Regions from separate parts of the Homo sapiens genome. Here region 1 is linked to region 2. Evidence: read pairs that join two places in POLR2A ChIA-PET (ENCODE). Cell type or tissue: OCI-LY7. All regions are shown on one strand. Links, peaks and the distances in the headings refer to the core of each region. The heading gives the core; the rest is flanking DNA.

Region 1 (8,346 bases), core at 310-8,309, 140 kb after region 2:
TGTATTTTTACCAGTAAATTTTTTATTTCCTTTCCAATTTTAGTGCAACTTTTATTTCTGAAATGGCTTTATTTTCAGTTTTTAACTGAATTGTACTATGTCCCCTTTTAGCTTTTTACATAAAATATCACCTTTTATTTGGTCTTATGTCTTTTTATTTTAATATATCTTTAAGAATCTATACTCTTCTCGATTTATTTAATACCATGGAAAGCTGTTTTGTGTTACCTTTGCTTCAGTTTTTAGGATTAATGATTCTGCTGACATGTATCTTAGAGGTGGTATGACATAGTAGTTAGGGGTGGTAATATCAGATTGCCTGGTCGCTAATCTCGTCTACTACCTTCTTAGATATATGATTTACTTAACCTTGTTATGTTTTTTTAATCTGTAAAATAAATGCATAATAGGAAGTTAATTGTGAGAACAGTACCCCTTGGGAAGAGATTCCTTTAGTTTAATATAGTCCTAAGAAATGCATCAGTGAGGGGAGCACCAGAATTCTTGAAAAATTCTTTAGTGAAGATCAGAGAGGACAGTGGAAGACGAATTATGGAACTGGATTTCATGATTTCAGTGTAAAATAGGATTCTGGAATGACAGATTTCATGTGACAGTGCTTAATCTTTGGAGTCAGTTATATATTTACTGTATATAACCATAGAATTATAGGAGTGGCCAGAGTGTTTTAACCCACATGAATCTGTGTCAGTGACTTTTTAATTAATGTTTCCTAGAAACAATATAGATGAGCAATATCTACTCATTGCTTCATCTATATAACCAAAAAACAAAACTCTCAGTCTGGTGTGCACAGTCTTGACCCAGGTCAGTATACAGGAAATTGAAGGTCTTTTCTGAGTTCACAGACCTAAGTCAGTCCCCTTAGAGATCCTTGATGGAGGGAGAATTGGTACTTTTGTGAGAAGACTGTGCTGCGAAGCCACGCATGTATACTATAAAACTTCCTTTAGACCTTTCCACAGAAAAACCTGCTGCTAAAAACTAGGTGAGTGTGCCCTGGGGAAAGAAATATCTAGCGTCTCTGTGGGCCATTAATATAGATTCTGAATGTAAGAGAGACTCAAAAAGCTGCTGTGGTTCACAGGTCAGAGTAGGGCTTATGAAAGGCAGGTGATAAATATAGTCTTTGCTTAAATCTATTTCACTGTGAGTCTAGCAGATCCAAAGACCCAAATTGAATTTATTTCACAGTAACCAGCATCTGGTGGATTCCTTACATAGACTCCAGTGGAATAAGGGCTTTTATAGTAGAAATAGTTATGAAAACATTTGGAAGCCCACCCTTCCCAATAAAAACAATAAATATCACATACATGGCAGGGAGTGCATAAATTTTTGTCCTCATCACAAAGTTGAAAGGTTTAAAAGTGATGATTTCTATCATATTCTTACTTGTCTGTTTGGTCCATGCAAAGCTAAATGAGTTTGGAAAACTATTGTGAATGATTAGTAAACCTAATGAGGTTAAATGCATCTCCCATTTCAAATGTGGTATATTTAAACAAATTAACAAAACTTCTGTCACCTGGTTTGCAGCTATTGACATGGTAAATGATGTTTTCTGAAATCTGATCTGAAAGTACAATTAGAAATTTATCACCTTGGCAGGGCATGGTGACTCACGCCTGTAATCCCAGCACTTTGGGAGGCCGAGGCGGGCAGATCACTTGAGGTCAGGAGTTTGAGACCAGCCTGGCCAAGATGGTGGAAACCCCATCTCTACTGAAAAAAAAAAAAAAAGATTGGCAGGGTGGTGCATGCCTGTAGTCCCAGTTACTTCGGAGGCTGAGGTGGGAGAATCATTTGAACCCGGGAGGCAGAGGTTGCAGTGAGCTGAGATCACCCCACTGCATGCCAGCCTGAGCGACAGAGAGATATACTGTCTTAAAAAAAAAAAAAATTCCCACCTTTACCTCTGGAGGATAGCATTTACACCTTCACTTTCCTAATGTCATGGTTATATTAAACTAGCTTGATCTCTGGGGAAATATAGTCCAGAGGATCATAATCACCTTGAGTCTCAGAGAATGTCCCGTTGGCCTATTACATTGATAGCATCAAACAAATTAAACCTCGGAGAGCAGAAAGCAGCAAGGAGCAGATACATACAGGTGTGGTGCCATAGCTATTGGCCACCTAAAGTTTCACTGAAAAATCACGGGCATGAGACAGATTGATTAATAGGAGAGAAGGCATACATATGTATTTAATATGTATACATTGGAGCCTTCAGAATAAAGATCCAACTTTCCAATGAGTTACAGAAACTTATATACCATTTTGAGGTTACGGAAAGAATGGAGGCGTCAGTCCTGGTAAAACAGGTTATGGTATTGAGGAGAAGAGGAATTCTATCGAGGGACAATAACTGATTGTGAGGGAAAATGACTGGCATTGAGATGAACTAATTTGTAAAGAGTTGTCTTTAGAATTTAAATGATCCTTGGAGACAGTCTTTGTACTAGTAAAAAGGTCTGCTCAGGTGAGGTCACATCTTGGTCTGCTTTAATGAAGTAAGTATTAAAGTATTATCTGCAGAGGATAATGAGATAACATGGAAGGAAAGAAAGAACAATTATTCTTGGTGGGTCTGGATCTTAAGCTGATAAAGGAACTTCAGCTTCTTTGGAAGAGATATTTGTGAGGGTAAGGTCAGAGAGACCTTGAGGCTTCCTTAATTCAGTATGTCAAAAGGACATATTTGAGAGTATCAGTTTCTGAGCCCAAACACAGGAAAATGGTTACTCTGAAGGTAAACTGGGGAAAGAATACAGTGGGCCAGACTGGCACAGAGTTTGGGGTGAGGCATTTCAATGTATGTATTTTTATGTTCTTTTGATTTTTGAACTGAAATTTATAATCAATTCAATACATAATCAGTTCTTTGTATCTACGGATTCTGCATTCAAGAATTCAACCAACCACAGATCAAGCATATTGAAGAAATAGTAAAAAAAAAAAAAAAAAAAAAATACAGCAGTTAAAAATAATACAAATTAAAAACATAGTATAGCAACTATTTTTACAGCATTTACATTGTATAGCTATTATAAATAACCTAGAAATGATTTAAATTAAATGGGAGGATATGCGTAGGTTATATGCAAATACTAAGCGATTTTATATAAAGGACTTGAGCATCCACACATTTTGGTATTCAAGGGGTCTTGAAATCTATCTCCCATAGATACTGAGGGATGATTGTAAAATATAAAGTATTAAACAAAGTAAAAATTTAACAGCAACCCTGGTTAAATCCAACTTTCTACCTGCTCCACACTTATACCTGTGCAGCAGAATGATGCTGGGGAAAACACAAAACCTGCTGACTGATCTAACTTTAAATTAATTACCATCAATCCCAAGTAGGCCTTAATGCTGCCTGGCAACCATACTCAATTCCCCCAGCTTATTCATTTTCTTACTATCTGAGGGTACTATTTCATATTTTTCTGTCTCTTACAACATCTCACCTTTTACTCTCAGTTGAAGATCTTGCTTCCTAATTCACGTAAAAATGGATCAATTACAAAGTATATCTTGCGATTCATATAGATCAATTATATATCTAACAACACCTGCATCTGTGTACTCTGCCTTTCCTCATGTCACAACAGATCAACTATTTGCCTTCATTTCTAAAAGCATTTTCTCCCATCCCCTCTTGTTTACACAAGGACAGTGAAACCACCTTTGCAAAGATCATGGCAGCAAGGGAAGTCTAGCATGGCTGACTCCATTCTGCCTCTCGCCTCATCACGCTGGCTGTCCTTGCTCATTTCTTGGCATAGGCCAAGCTAACTAAGGGAGAAATTTGGTTTAAAGTTTCACTTTGAAGCAGGGATGAAATAGTCTCTCCCTAAAACTAACCCCCTCCTTGCTCAGGGATAGAAGCCACCTCAGGGACTGAAGCCACTTAATGAAAGGCCATGAAATTAAGATTATGGGACCTGAGTTCTTCAAAAATGTAGCTATAATTTCTATAATTCCTTACTACTCAGGAGTCATATGGCTAGAGGTCAGAAGGTTTGGGACTTCCTTAATTCTCCTACAGATAACATCGTTATAACAATAGTGACGTTATCTGTAGGAGCAATTGAGGAAGAACCTGAAATGGGTCTTTTGAGGTGTTTTTAGACTTTTGCATCTGACAACCAGCTAACCCCACCTCGACCCGTGACTCATGAACACATGACTCAACTGGACATGTGGCTCCACCCAAGTGTGGACTCAGCACAAGCAGACCCTTTTCCACACCCTTATGATTTCATCCCCAATCAATCAGCAGTACCCATTCCCTAGCCGCCTACCCATCAAATATCCATAAAAATCCTAGCCTCTGAGTTGGCATGGAGGCTGATTTGAGTAATAATAAAATCCTGTCCTTCCACTTTGCCAGACTTGTACTAATTAAAACTCTTTCCATACTACAATAATGCTATCTCAGTGGGTTTATCTGTGCAACAGGCAAGAAGAACCCACTTTGGGTGATTACAACAGCACTCTGCAATATTCCCCTTTTAAAAATATTATCAGTTTCCCCCTTGTAAGACAAGTAGCTGTGCGGCAGTCAAGAGTAGGCTGAGGTAAACATCTGGTGCAGCATGACACAGTGGGATTGGAGCGCAAGCACACAATCCCGTGCATTATATAATCACAGTTGTGTAACCATGTTATGGGTAGGCTCATCACCTGGCTCTGAGCCACTATTGTCTGTGAAGTACATAAATGTATCCCTGACACTGTTAGAGTGAGTACATAATAAAGGCATATCCCACCTGCCTATGGCCCCACCGAGTGTTCTTTCAACGACCAGCCACCCATCCACCAATTCCCCTTGGGCCCCAGCTAAGAGCCTGACACCCCTTCAATGAGATTATTCATATTGGCATATGAATGTGCTACTATTTCTTTTATAATAAAAATCTATCTTGAACACATTTTCCTCTCAAACTACTCCCTTTCTCATCAAAATACTACTGCTGATTATAAGTGATTGTATCTAATTTATCTCTTTACGTTGTGTCTTTATATACACACTAATCAGTGATTTTCCCCAATAGTCCATTGAAATAATTTTAAAAACTTCATATTACTAAATCCAGTATTCAAATGTCAGTCTTTAGATATTTTACTTAAGAGAAGCACTTTACAAGGTTGATCCCTCCTATCCTCCTGCTAGCAATAAAATCATGACTTGGACTCCAATTTAGGTTTTCTTTCTACTCCATTAGCTGCTACTTCTCAGTCCTCTTTGTTATTTTTGCCCTCCTTTTCCTGATCTCTGCAGGATAGTATCCTAGGGTTTTTCAAAGCTAAATCAAAGTCACAGATACTTATGTTCCTTAAATAACCAGCAAGTGACCTCCTTCTCAGTATCACCTTCAAGACCCTTGTCATCCTCCAGAAACAAATCTACTCTTGCCCAAAGAGTTTGCTGTGTCCTACCAGAGACCCTCTGTATAGATTTGAGTTGTATGGCAGCCCAGAACACTCATCATGCTCCTCTGTCCACATCACAGAAAAGATATCCCCTTAAGATGTAGGAATGTGGGAGAGTAATCCAGAAGCAGCATCCACGCACCTGTAGCTGATGGGCTGGTGAGTAGTAACGTATCTCTCCACACCCCTTCCAGACACTTAAATAACTTGAGAGTCTTATTTTTGTAATCCCAAAAGACCAATGTCAGCCAAAGTTTAGGGCAGAGTGACAAAAGATGAATGGCTAGACTAGGGGTACACTTTAAAGTTACCCTTAGCTAGGATACCCACCTCCCATTCTCAAGCAAGAACACATCAATGTTAAGTAATATTTCTTCATAGTGAAATTATATTATTCTCACACTCAGGGGTTTCTTAGTAGGGAATCCCTAGTAAAAATTTATTATTTTTCTCATTTTTCATTTTTGCCTTCATTAGTTTCCTGTAGTGTTTCTTCTTGTACCTCTTTGTGCTTTATTAAAGCTCAGCTGTGAAAATTATCTTACACTAAAGAATATAAATAAACATTTATTTAGCAAGATGAGGAAATTAGGGAGATACAGTAAAGACAATGGAGCTCATTAAACAAGCACCAGTGTTACTAATGCTCTCTCACTCATTACTCATTCATTTCACTGATTGCTTTAACAGAATAGGAGGCATCATTTCTCACCTAGATAATCCAGTCATTCTCTGTGGATGTCAGAGAAGACAAGTCCATGAGCCCTAGTTCCTGGGAGTGAGGGTGTGAATCATTAACACTTTATGTACTTGTGTATTATTTCTCTCCCTCTCACTCTCTCTCTTTCTTCCTCTATAAAGGAAGCAGAAGGAGGTTATAAGAGAAATATGAGTTTAAGAGTTCATCTCTAATGGGAGTTTTATACTCAGCATTTGGTGGAAACAAGTTCAGGGGATCCAGAAATCAACATTTACTCTTTATATTGCACAGTAGTTTATTTCTCCTATAAACGTGTGTTTACAAACTCAGCTCAACACTGATTCTACCACTGGAACTGCAAGAGGCCTCCTTTAATCCAAATAACAGAAAGTATCTGTGACATATTTATTCACAAGTGTTGTTAAAGTTCTTGCAATAGGAGATACGTAGAAACTAATTTTTAGATTCCACATCAGTTAAGAGAATCTTCAAGCCTCTTCTCTTTACACATAGGAGCAGATTGAAAGAAATTATTATCTATATCTACATAAATGAATGGAAATGTGTCAGTTACAGCATCTCATGAAAGTTGCTGGAGGGATTTTTGGCAAACTTGGAGGGGCTGTTTGAAGTGGACCTACTTAAAAATATAGGCTATGTGGCATAAATAGAATTCACTTTGGTTTGACTTGTAAGATGAGGACTGGCACATCACAGAACTGGGCCTTCACCGTCTAGAGTACCTGGTTTGCAATGGAGCTGTTCCTCAAGAGAATGGCAAACAACAGGTGCTCTGAGGTGAGTATAATCAGTAATTATTTAAAGAAGGCTAGTGATTCCCCTGATAATAATGCTGGTTAATAGATCTAGTAATGCCGTAATCACTAACATTCTCTAAACTCTCACTATGTGTCAGGAACAATTCTAAGACTTGTGCTATGTCATCAAATCTTCAAAATAATTCCACATGTAAGGTATTTTTATTAACCCCTTCTCACCTCCCCCCATTTTACAAATGAGAAAAAAACTAGACAAAGTAAATGCTCATAAAGCCAGTAGGCAGCAGTGTTAGGAGTAAAGCACATCTGCTTATTTGAAAGCTATTGTACTTGATGGCTACCTTCTAAGACATTAAAAATCAGTAACACAAATAAATCAAACACAGAAATACAAATACTGCATTATCTCACTTATACGTGGAATCTCAAGAAGTCAAACATAAAAACAGAATAGAAGGTGTTTGTTAGGGGCTGAGGTTATGGGGGAAATGGTAGGACTTTGGTCGAAGAGTATAAACTTTCAATTATAAGAGGATTAAGCTCTGAGGATCAAATGTACAGCATGGTAACTATAGTTAATAATAACCTATTACATACTTGAAATTTGCGAAGAGGGTGGATCTTAAGAATTCTCACCCCCGCCCCCCACACACACACACACATACACATATTGCTAACTTTATGAGCTGATGGATGTGTTAATTAGCCTGATTTGTAATTACTCTATAACACATATGTACATCAAAATAACACATTATACACCTTAAACACGTACATTTTGTGTTGTATATGTTTTATTGTCAATTATAACTCAATAAAGCTGGAAAAAAATTAGTAACACAATCTTCACCAATACATCCCTGGTAAAAGGAGATGATATAAAAGTCAGCAAAGTCATCAGCGAATTGACAACAGAAGAAGCCAAGCGGTTTGTAATTTAAGTTAGAAGGTTGGAAACCAGAGATTAGAGGAAACCCACCATGGAGCAATACAAGCCATGGTATAGGTAAGGACCAGAGAGAACTCCTCAACTTTCTCTGTGCTTTAGACATACAAAAAAATGCAATGGAAAGGCAGCTTGAATCAGAACAAGAAACTGGTACCTCTTTGGTACCAGTCTTTTCTTATTGTGATAAAATTGACAATTTTATCAATTGTCAAATGTGGAGTGATAACTAGCCCTTCTCGGAAATGACTACATGGAGACGTCAAAAGAAAAATCTCAGCTAGATAGCCATATGCCCAGGTAGAACTCTGGTACTCTACTACAGAAATATGGGCAGTCAGCACCCAGAGGTTTTACAAGTCACCCCTGCTCTCATTTAACCCAAATGAAGAATTACTTTAATCAACTGATCTTAGAGGTACAAGGACTGGATTCTTCAATTGGTTGGTTAGGAA
Region 2 (8,346 bases), core at 264-8,263:
TGGTATGGCAGGAAGTGTGTGTGTGTGTGTGTGTGTGTGTGTGTGTGTAAGTGAGAGAGAGAGAAAGAGAGAATATTCATTTTAGCCAGATCTCTTGGTGGTTTATTTTTCCCTTGTGGAAAATACGGTGCTTCAGGTAAAGTTGTTGTGTGAATATTTAAAAGGCTAAAACAGAAATCTCTCAACCATCTAATTCAAATATAAATAAGAGCAAAACTGTGGTTAAATATTATGAAATAGAATAGAATGACAGCCTAACAAATCAATTCATGTCAACATATGAATATACACATTTTGTGTTTCAAAGTTCAAACACCCAAGGAATATGTCTCAGACCTTTTGGGAAATTTTCAAAGGTATAATATGTTTCAATTTTGGTACGCCTAGTGATTTGGGAATTTCAACAAATTTAAAATAAGAATACTTCCATGAAAGCTCATTTCAGTTGTTCGGATGGCAGAAAATAACCAGACTGTGAAAATGTATCCCTATCACCCTTTGCTCCTGGCAGCTCTTTCCTTCAATCATTTCAGTTTACTCTTGAATGAATAATAGTGGAATGGACTTAGTGGCATGGCTGGCAGGAAGATATGATTATCTGTGGAACATGTATATTTGAAAAGAGACCAAAGCCACAATTTCTTTTCTGATAGTTCTTCATAGAAATTCAATAAATAGTAACGTGTTTAGTTTTTTTGTTCCTTCTTTTAGAAGTAATGTTTCTGATATAATAGCGAGCTGTTAGTATTAACAGCTCCAAGTAAGAAATAAGGTTATTGCCTCTTTAATGTTGTTCTGAAACACATTTGGGATGGGGCAAAATGTACCTTAATGGAATTTACAAATTTATTTAACCAAAGCAGTTGAGTAAGGGTTGACAGTGAATTCAATATTTTTAGCTTGACTGATTAATGTAATTGTCAATGTAATTGAGAAGGTTTTTTTTTTTTTTTTTCAAATATCGCTTTTCTCATTCTTTGTGCTTCTGCTGTTCTTCACCTTGATTTTTTTGCTCCTTGGGGTTGGCTGGAGATGGGGAGAAGGAGCATCAGAGCTGAAGAAAGAATGTGGAATACTGGTATGACCAATAAGATGCATTAATTTATAAACAGTAGGATTTTTGTCTTTATACCTTAATTTGCCTTCTCTAAGAGTTGATGATTCTTTAAAAAGATGTATTTTCCTAATAAGTTACATACATTTTAATATTTAGAGTCCACTATTCTTTGTAATTTTTATTTGAGGAAATAGGTGTAACTAATAACACTAAGAGAAGCAATGCAAAAGTTGTTACACTTGACAGCTCTGAGGACATGATTTATACTTTGGGTGTCTGCATTATTATATTTCCAAAAGCAGAGGGGTGAGTTATTAAAGAGTGACACGAGGACTTAATTGTCTGATGTCTATTAACATCAGTGGGAGGAGTCACATGGATGAATCCTTGTGGAACATGCTGTTCTGAAAATATTAGTTTGAAAAAAGTTTCTATGGAAATGTTCATGTGTTTCTTTCATTAATTGGTCTAATTATTCCATTTACAAAAATGAGAATGAGAAGTATAACACTGGGATTAAGAGAAAAATTAACATTATTAAGAGAAATAATAAGAATCATGCTATTTTTAGACCTAAAAATCTTACACATTCCCAAAAACGGTATAGATGGCCAGGTTCTCTCTATCCCCTAGGAGGTTACAGTAAAAGGAATTTGTTCAGCACATTTGCAGTAATTGCTTTAGCACTTTGTATTTTATGTGATTTTTGGTGTTTAAATTTACATTTGTTATGCAGTTAAGAACTACTGGTATTATTAGAATTTTCTGTAAAGATGGAAAGTAAGACAAATTATAGCATTATCTGTTTTCTTTACTATACAAAAGAAAGTAGAAAGCAGTCGTTTGGCGAAAACAGAAAGAAAAAGGAGATTTGGATTAAAGATGGCAAGAAAAGAAAGGTGGCAAGTAAAGCATACACATATATGTTATTGAAAGCTCTAGCATTTCTTTGCAGTTTTTCTAGGAGACAAACTAAATAAAAAACAAAATAACCCTAAAAATTTCAAACTGCTTTTTCCAAGAATGTGATTTACCTGATTATTTAACTGAATGAAATCTTGACTCTCCCTTTTACTTTTCTCCTCCTTTTGTTTCTTGTTAATTTTTTGAGAGCAATTTCTGTTCTCAGTTGTCACCTACATCTATGAACTACCCTGTTTTTCAGTCCCACTTTTCTTCTGAAGCACATTTAAAACAAACAAACAAACAAAACTTTTTCATTGTCTCCACCACCTTCCCAAACCTAAGTCTGTTTTCTCATTGTATTTTCTATCTTTAACTCTTGACTGTACACAAGTTCCCTGCAACTCTCTTTATACTCTTTTTTTCTTTTTATATTAAATAAAATTTGCACTTCAAACTCAGGATGCTGCTCATGTTATGTTTTAGTTGTCTGCATTTTTCTCTTCATCAGTTCTTTTTCTTTCTATTCTGCACATGTCTCTCCATTATGAGATAGGACACTTCATTATTCCAGAGACAGTCTCAATCTAACAGCCAAATAATGAAGAAGAATTTCTGGGATTTTCTCCTTTTCTAGTAAAAGACCACAAAGAGTACCATGCTATTTCTTGTTCACCGTGGTATCCCTAGAGCCAATGTAAATTTGGCCCTCAGGATTTGTGACTTCACGTAGCAATTAGTTGTGACAAAAGAGTGAAGAGCATCTTAAGTAGTGTTATTTTTATCTTGCTTTCCAAATTCAGAGATGCAGTGGTACCCATGGGAAAACTGCAAGGCTTTTGGATGGTGTTTAAATTTTTCATTTCCAAGAACTACACATTTGGGTAAAAACTTTAGTGGTATTCCAATTTTGAATAGAAAGCAGTTTGCAAATTGCTGAACTTATAAGACACTATCTCAGAAGTAAGTACCCCTGAAAGACGCTGCTTTTTAAAACTCTTTCTTCATTCTACTGTCTTTAGACATGACTGCTTACTACAGGGACACAAACGCAAATTCAGCAAAACCAATCAGCATGGGCTCATTTTACTCATTACCTCCTAGTTTGTCTATTCCCCAGACCAACAGCATAAGATCACAGTTTTAATCACCCCCTCCAGCTCTGAAATACCAAGAGCGCTTCTGTCCAAATGAGTGGCACATAAATGTAATGGTTCCACAGCAACAATCACTGTAACCTAGGAAGGCTACAATACTGTCTGAAACTCATCGAATTAGTATAATTCTAAAAGAAACACTGTAACTTAGGCACTCTGTTTAGAGCTTATGCGAGTGACAGTCTTATGAGTGGGTTCACTAGTTGGTTCAGTAGTTATAGTATGATTCCATGGCTGAGGCATATTTGCACAAACGTTCTTTGGGAGAGTATGTTACCAACGTGCAGTAGCCTTCACATTTATGCTCCTGTCCAAAGCCACGAAACCACCACAGACCTTCCCCATGCTTTCATTTAGGTGCTATTCACAGTTGTCAGCCAATCCTTCCTGGTGGGTGATAGTTTTGATGGCTCTTCAGTGACTCCCACCAATCCCTAATCATGAGGAAGATGCTTAATCATGGGGAAGATGTCAGCCGACATCATGATTCCCACACTGTTTTTTACAGGTACCTAGAGACTTGTAATTCTCCCAGATGCTCTTACTGCTTTGGGGATTGTTTTGTTGTTGTTGTTGTTGTTGTAATAGGTCCAGCACAATTGCACCCTTTATAAGCCACTGTGTGTCATATTTGTTCTGAGAATAAAAAATAAATGGCAGAAAGAAGGTCCAGATTAAAACCAAAAGCACACCTTGCAGAATGCAGGATATTGCAGTAGAACACACATTTTGAGTATTGTAGGAATATGCAGTAAAATCTGTCAAGCTAGCTCCAAGTAGGTTTGCATTAATTTTTGTTTCCTAAGGAAAACAACTTATAAACAAATATCACTTTCATTACTCATTTATGCATGGGCAGTGTTAAGTAGCCAGTGGTGTGGTATTATGATACAGAGTTCAGAGGGTTTGAAGTGCCTTTTAGTGATTTTTTTTTTTTTTTTTGAGACAGGGTCTTTCTCTGTCACCCAGGCTAGAGTCCACTGGCATGAGAACTGCAGCCTTGAACTGCCGAGCTCAAATAAGCCTCCTACCTTAGCCTGAGTAGCTGGGATTACAAGCACCCGCCACCACATCTGGCTAATTAAAAAAAAAAAAAATTGTAAAGATACGGTCTTGTTATGTTGCCCAGGCTGGTCTCAAACTGCTGAGTTCAATTGATCCTTCCACCTTGGTCTGCCAGAATGCTGGGGTTACAGGAGTGAGCCACCACACCCAGACCCCTTCAATGAATCTTGATGAATAATTCAATTTTCCCAAGTTAAGACCTAGTAGGTCTACCTGCTAGAAAAGGCTCAGCTTTTGCTGACCTGGGCCTGTGGAATTGAGATGAGTCAAAGAGAACAATCCAATGACAAAAAAATAAATCCGAGAAAAAAGCTCCAGCCTAGCTGAAAATTGTAGCAAGAATCAGGAGAAAGAGAAGACAATCCAAGTGGTGGTTTTTGTTATGTTTGTTATGTTTTCTTTTATATGTAGAATATTTTATAAATTGTGAAAACAATGCAGTGCATAAAGAAGGCTTTTTGAAAAGACCTCAAAACTTTATGCTAACACAACAATGAATTTTTAGTTTTGACTCTTCTCTTTCTGCCTTTGAGCCTATGTATATATGCATGTTGTAGATTTAAACATGTATTGTGATCATAGAGTATCGCAATTTCTTATTTATTTGGTATTATATTTATTCAAAACTCATTATTTTACACTTGATTCTGATTTCTGTGAAAATTTTTTAAAGAAGTAAAACTGTATTTTCAGATTTCATGTGTTTTACATAAAAATTCAAAGCAATTCACAAAACAACTGGTAGAACTAATTAGTTAATTTAACATTGTTGCAGAATAGAGGGACAATATACAGGAATCAACTGTGTTTTTACATACTTGTGGAAAACAAATAGAAAATTTAAAAATTCTATTTATAATAGCAACACAATTTTAATAGTAATAATTAATCACAACATTCCTGACCTTGTGGCCCAGGGAGGATTAGATCATTGCCTCATTCATCTGAGAACCACTCCTTGAGCCCTAGACACAAAGCAGTGTCTTGTAGAGAAACAGCAATTACAACTTGAAATATTTCTCCATGCAGTCCTTGCTTTCCTGATTTCCTCATCAATAAAGAAGCATATACTTGGGGGGCGGGGGAACTAAAGCTTTCAAATCTCTCATGTATCTTCTTTAGCTTCTACATTCAACAAATATTTCACAATAAACTTTGGTTTTGCTGCTTCTCTCCCCAAACAAGGACAATGCCATAGAAGTTTCTGAGTATTTTTCCACCTTCTGTCAAGGGCTTTTGTCTTTTTAATTTCCCATTGTTAAAAATGACACAATTCAAGGAGCTCACACTCTTTGAGTTGGAGTCTACCTCAAGTGCCTCTCTGAATATGCTACACAAAGGAGACGGTTTCCTTAGCAACAGGAATGTGATGAGAAAAAAAAAAACATGGAAATATTTGCTCCCTAACTCCTTCCCCAGCACCCTTCAGCCCTGCTGTTTGCCAGGCACAGAAACTACGCTTTTGACAAGAATTCAAGCTCCTGATTAGTTTAACCATTGTCTATAAGTCCCTCTACAAACCACTTGCTCTATTTTTTTCATTAATGAAACCAGTTCAGCTGTGGAATGGTCATTTTCTCATTAGTGCCTTTAGCTGTTCTTTTCTATATATTTAAGTAAAGCAGAGAAAGGGAAATTGGGTTTTAAAAAGTGTGTGTGTGTGCATGCTTATGTGTGTGTGGGTGGTGGGTGGATATATGAATGTGATTGTCCAGATAAGTGGATTTTAAGTAACTGATAGCATTTATTTTTACATTTATTTCCAGTCTCTGAAATTTGCATGTAAGATATATTTTAAACTCTGGCAGGAGGCAATGACATGTTTAGTGACCTCTATGAAAAGTAATGTATTAATTTGGCAGTACTTATGACACACTTATTAAGTGTGCTTCTGAATAAACCCCCATGAGGTTAATGTGGTTTTCTCTGTATATTAAAAATTGGCAAGACAAACGTAGGTATATGAACTTACAGATAGAAGACTCTAACTGAGGTCTAAATCCAGGGACATCATTCAGCAATATGGAGATCAATAGATGTGATTTTCAGTCCTAAATGCTCGCTATGCCTAGGAAACCAATAAACCCACATCATTTGGGGTCCAAAGCACAACCTTTTCCCAATACAGTTTGTCCCTCTTTCCTGTATCTTTTACTTACTCAGAGCAATGACATAATATGCATATACCGTTGTTGTTCATTTCTAAATTATTTTACTGCTGAGCTTATCAGCTATTGAAGAATGTTTGGTGTGTTGTAGACTTTCTCTTTTTTTCAGGTAATTGAACAGGTAATTGAGCCACCTGTTCAGCTTGGAACTTTAGGAATCTATGAGTTTGCCAATATATTTACTGTATCTTATTCAGGAAGAAGTCTTCCGCATAAGTAGAAAAAACAAAAGAATTAGTATCTGCCATTTTTTTCTTTCATTTTTTTATTTTCATTTTTTTCCTTTCATTTTCTCTCTCTGTGTGTGTGTGTGTGTGTGTGTGTGTGTGTATGACTTAAACAACTGAAATTTATTTTCCCACAGTTGTGGAGGCTAAAAGATCATAATTAAAGCATTGGCAGATTTGATTTCTTCCGAAGCGTTTCTCATTGATTTGCCAATGTCTGCCCATTCTTTTTAAACTGAAGAATTAAAGAAAAATATTAAGTGTGGAAAACCAATGTGCTATGCCAAAGTGTTCTTATAATATGGCCAACAAACACTAACACTTTGGATTGTTTTACCACCAGCTAGCATTAACCAAAATAGAAACAGTGATCCTGTGTTCTTCCCATGTCGAGCCACTCGGTTGTTGTAAGAATTGCAGTATACCTTCAGGAACTAGAAGGCATATATTAAGCATCACATTGTATCTTCATGTGTATTTATAAATGGATCTTAAAACCCTAAAAATGACATGCCAGGGTTTATTCAAGAGGCTGTAAAAACACTAAAAAGACATCCAAAAGCTTTCCTTTCTCCCCCTTGTTGTCGTTGTTGGTTTGTAGCGACAGTATCTGACTGTAAATTATGTGACTCAGTAATGCCAGCTCTCAGGATCCCAGGGAGCTGTCTTCCTGTCTCTGCTCACACTGGTGGCCCTCAGGGTTGGTGGCATTGTCTTGAAGACTGGATACTTGAATTCTGTCCATTTGCCTGCTGGTGACAGCCAGCACTTGTACGATGACAACTGCCATCTGGCTCTTTCTGCTAGATTTGTAGCAGAAGCCTCAGTTGAGTTTGGGGGATGCGAGATTCTCCAGGGAAGGAAGAACCTCTTTGAAATCACCACAGATGGCTTTATTTGGGGAAGATAACAGGCACAGAAGTAGAAGGAGGAGGTAAAAAAAAAAAATCCGCTGGGAGTTTGATGTCTGCTCCTCTTAAAAGAACTTAAGATGAACTTCATTGATTGATCAGGACTGTAGTATGTGCATGGAAGAATTTGGAGGCATTGTGAAACCAAACTGAAACTTTAAAGATTTTGAAATTAAGCAGCCCATCATGGCACTGTGGATATTAGACTTTCCTAAGGAAATGTGTGAATGTGATGTAAATTTGCCATGGGAAAAAGTGCATTTTCATGGTTCCTAAATCATTGTTTCTTGAGAGATGTCCCACCCACATTAGGATTGGCAGGGTGGTGAATGGGCTTATAAAAAAAATGCAGATAAATGGATCTTCCTGAATTTCTGAGGGCTGGGCACCACCTTCCCCAAAAGACTACTCAGTTTTTGTGGGAAGAGTGCATTTCTCTAGTCTCTTTCAAAAGCACTTTTTTTCCCTGACTGTAACAGATTCTAATGCTCAGGCAGATCCGCTTTTCTAAAATGCATTCTCAAGCAATTAATATGCCATTAATATTTAAGAACCACTGCCCTAAAGCTAATCTACTTTGAGAATTCTTCTGAGTTTTATTTTCTTCTCTATGTTCAAAGGAATACAAGTTGGCAAGTATACCACTGAGTTCAAATCGAGGGCAAATTTTCTTCCACGTTTTCAAAGGCATCTAGGTTGTCAGGAACACTGTCTAATACAGCAAATGTTTGCTTTCTCTATATTTAGAGATGCATTTGGAGATGATTAAAACTATAAGGTGGGTGGGTAGGCAACGTTTAGATGTAGGTAAGGTACGTGAAAAATTTGACATCTGGCTAGCAGTTTTTGGCTACTTTT

Evidence for each region. Peaks named below come from ENCODE experiments on the same cell type or tissue, not always from the same donor. Only the 100,000 strongest peaks of a DNase experiment are listed, where the experiment ranks them.
Region 1: POLR2A ChIA-PET joins it to region 2 with 5 read pairs; 2 of 35 experiments call an interaction of 5 or more read pairs at or near these places.

Annotation. Positions count from the first base shown.
Region 1 is chr3:35,890,668-35,899,013 of GRCh38, forward strand. No RefSeq gene overlaps it. Among named protein-coding and RNA genes, the nearest start is that of MIR128-2, 150 kb to the left of the region's middle. In OCI-LY7, for the core only: no CTCF peak of the experiment used is centred there; a DNase peak (open chromatin) is centred at 4,654.
Region 2 is chr3:35,753,028-35,761,373 of GRCh38, forward strand. All of the region lies in intron 19 of ARPP21 (cAMP regulated phosphoprotein 21), which reads left to right. Among named protein-coding and RNA genes, the nearest start is that of MIR128-2, 13 kb to the left of the region's middle. In OCI-LY7, for the core only: no CTCF peak of the experiment used is centred there; no DNase peak of the experiment used is centred there.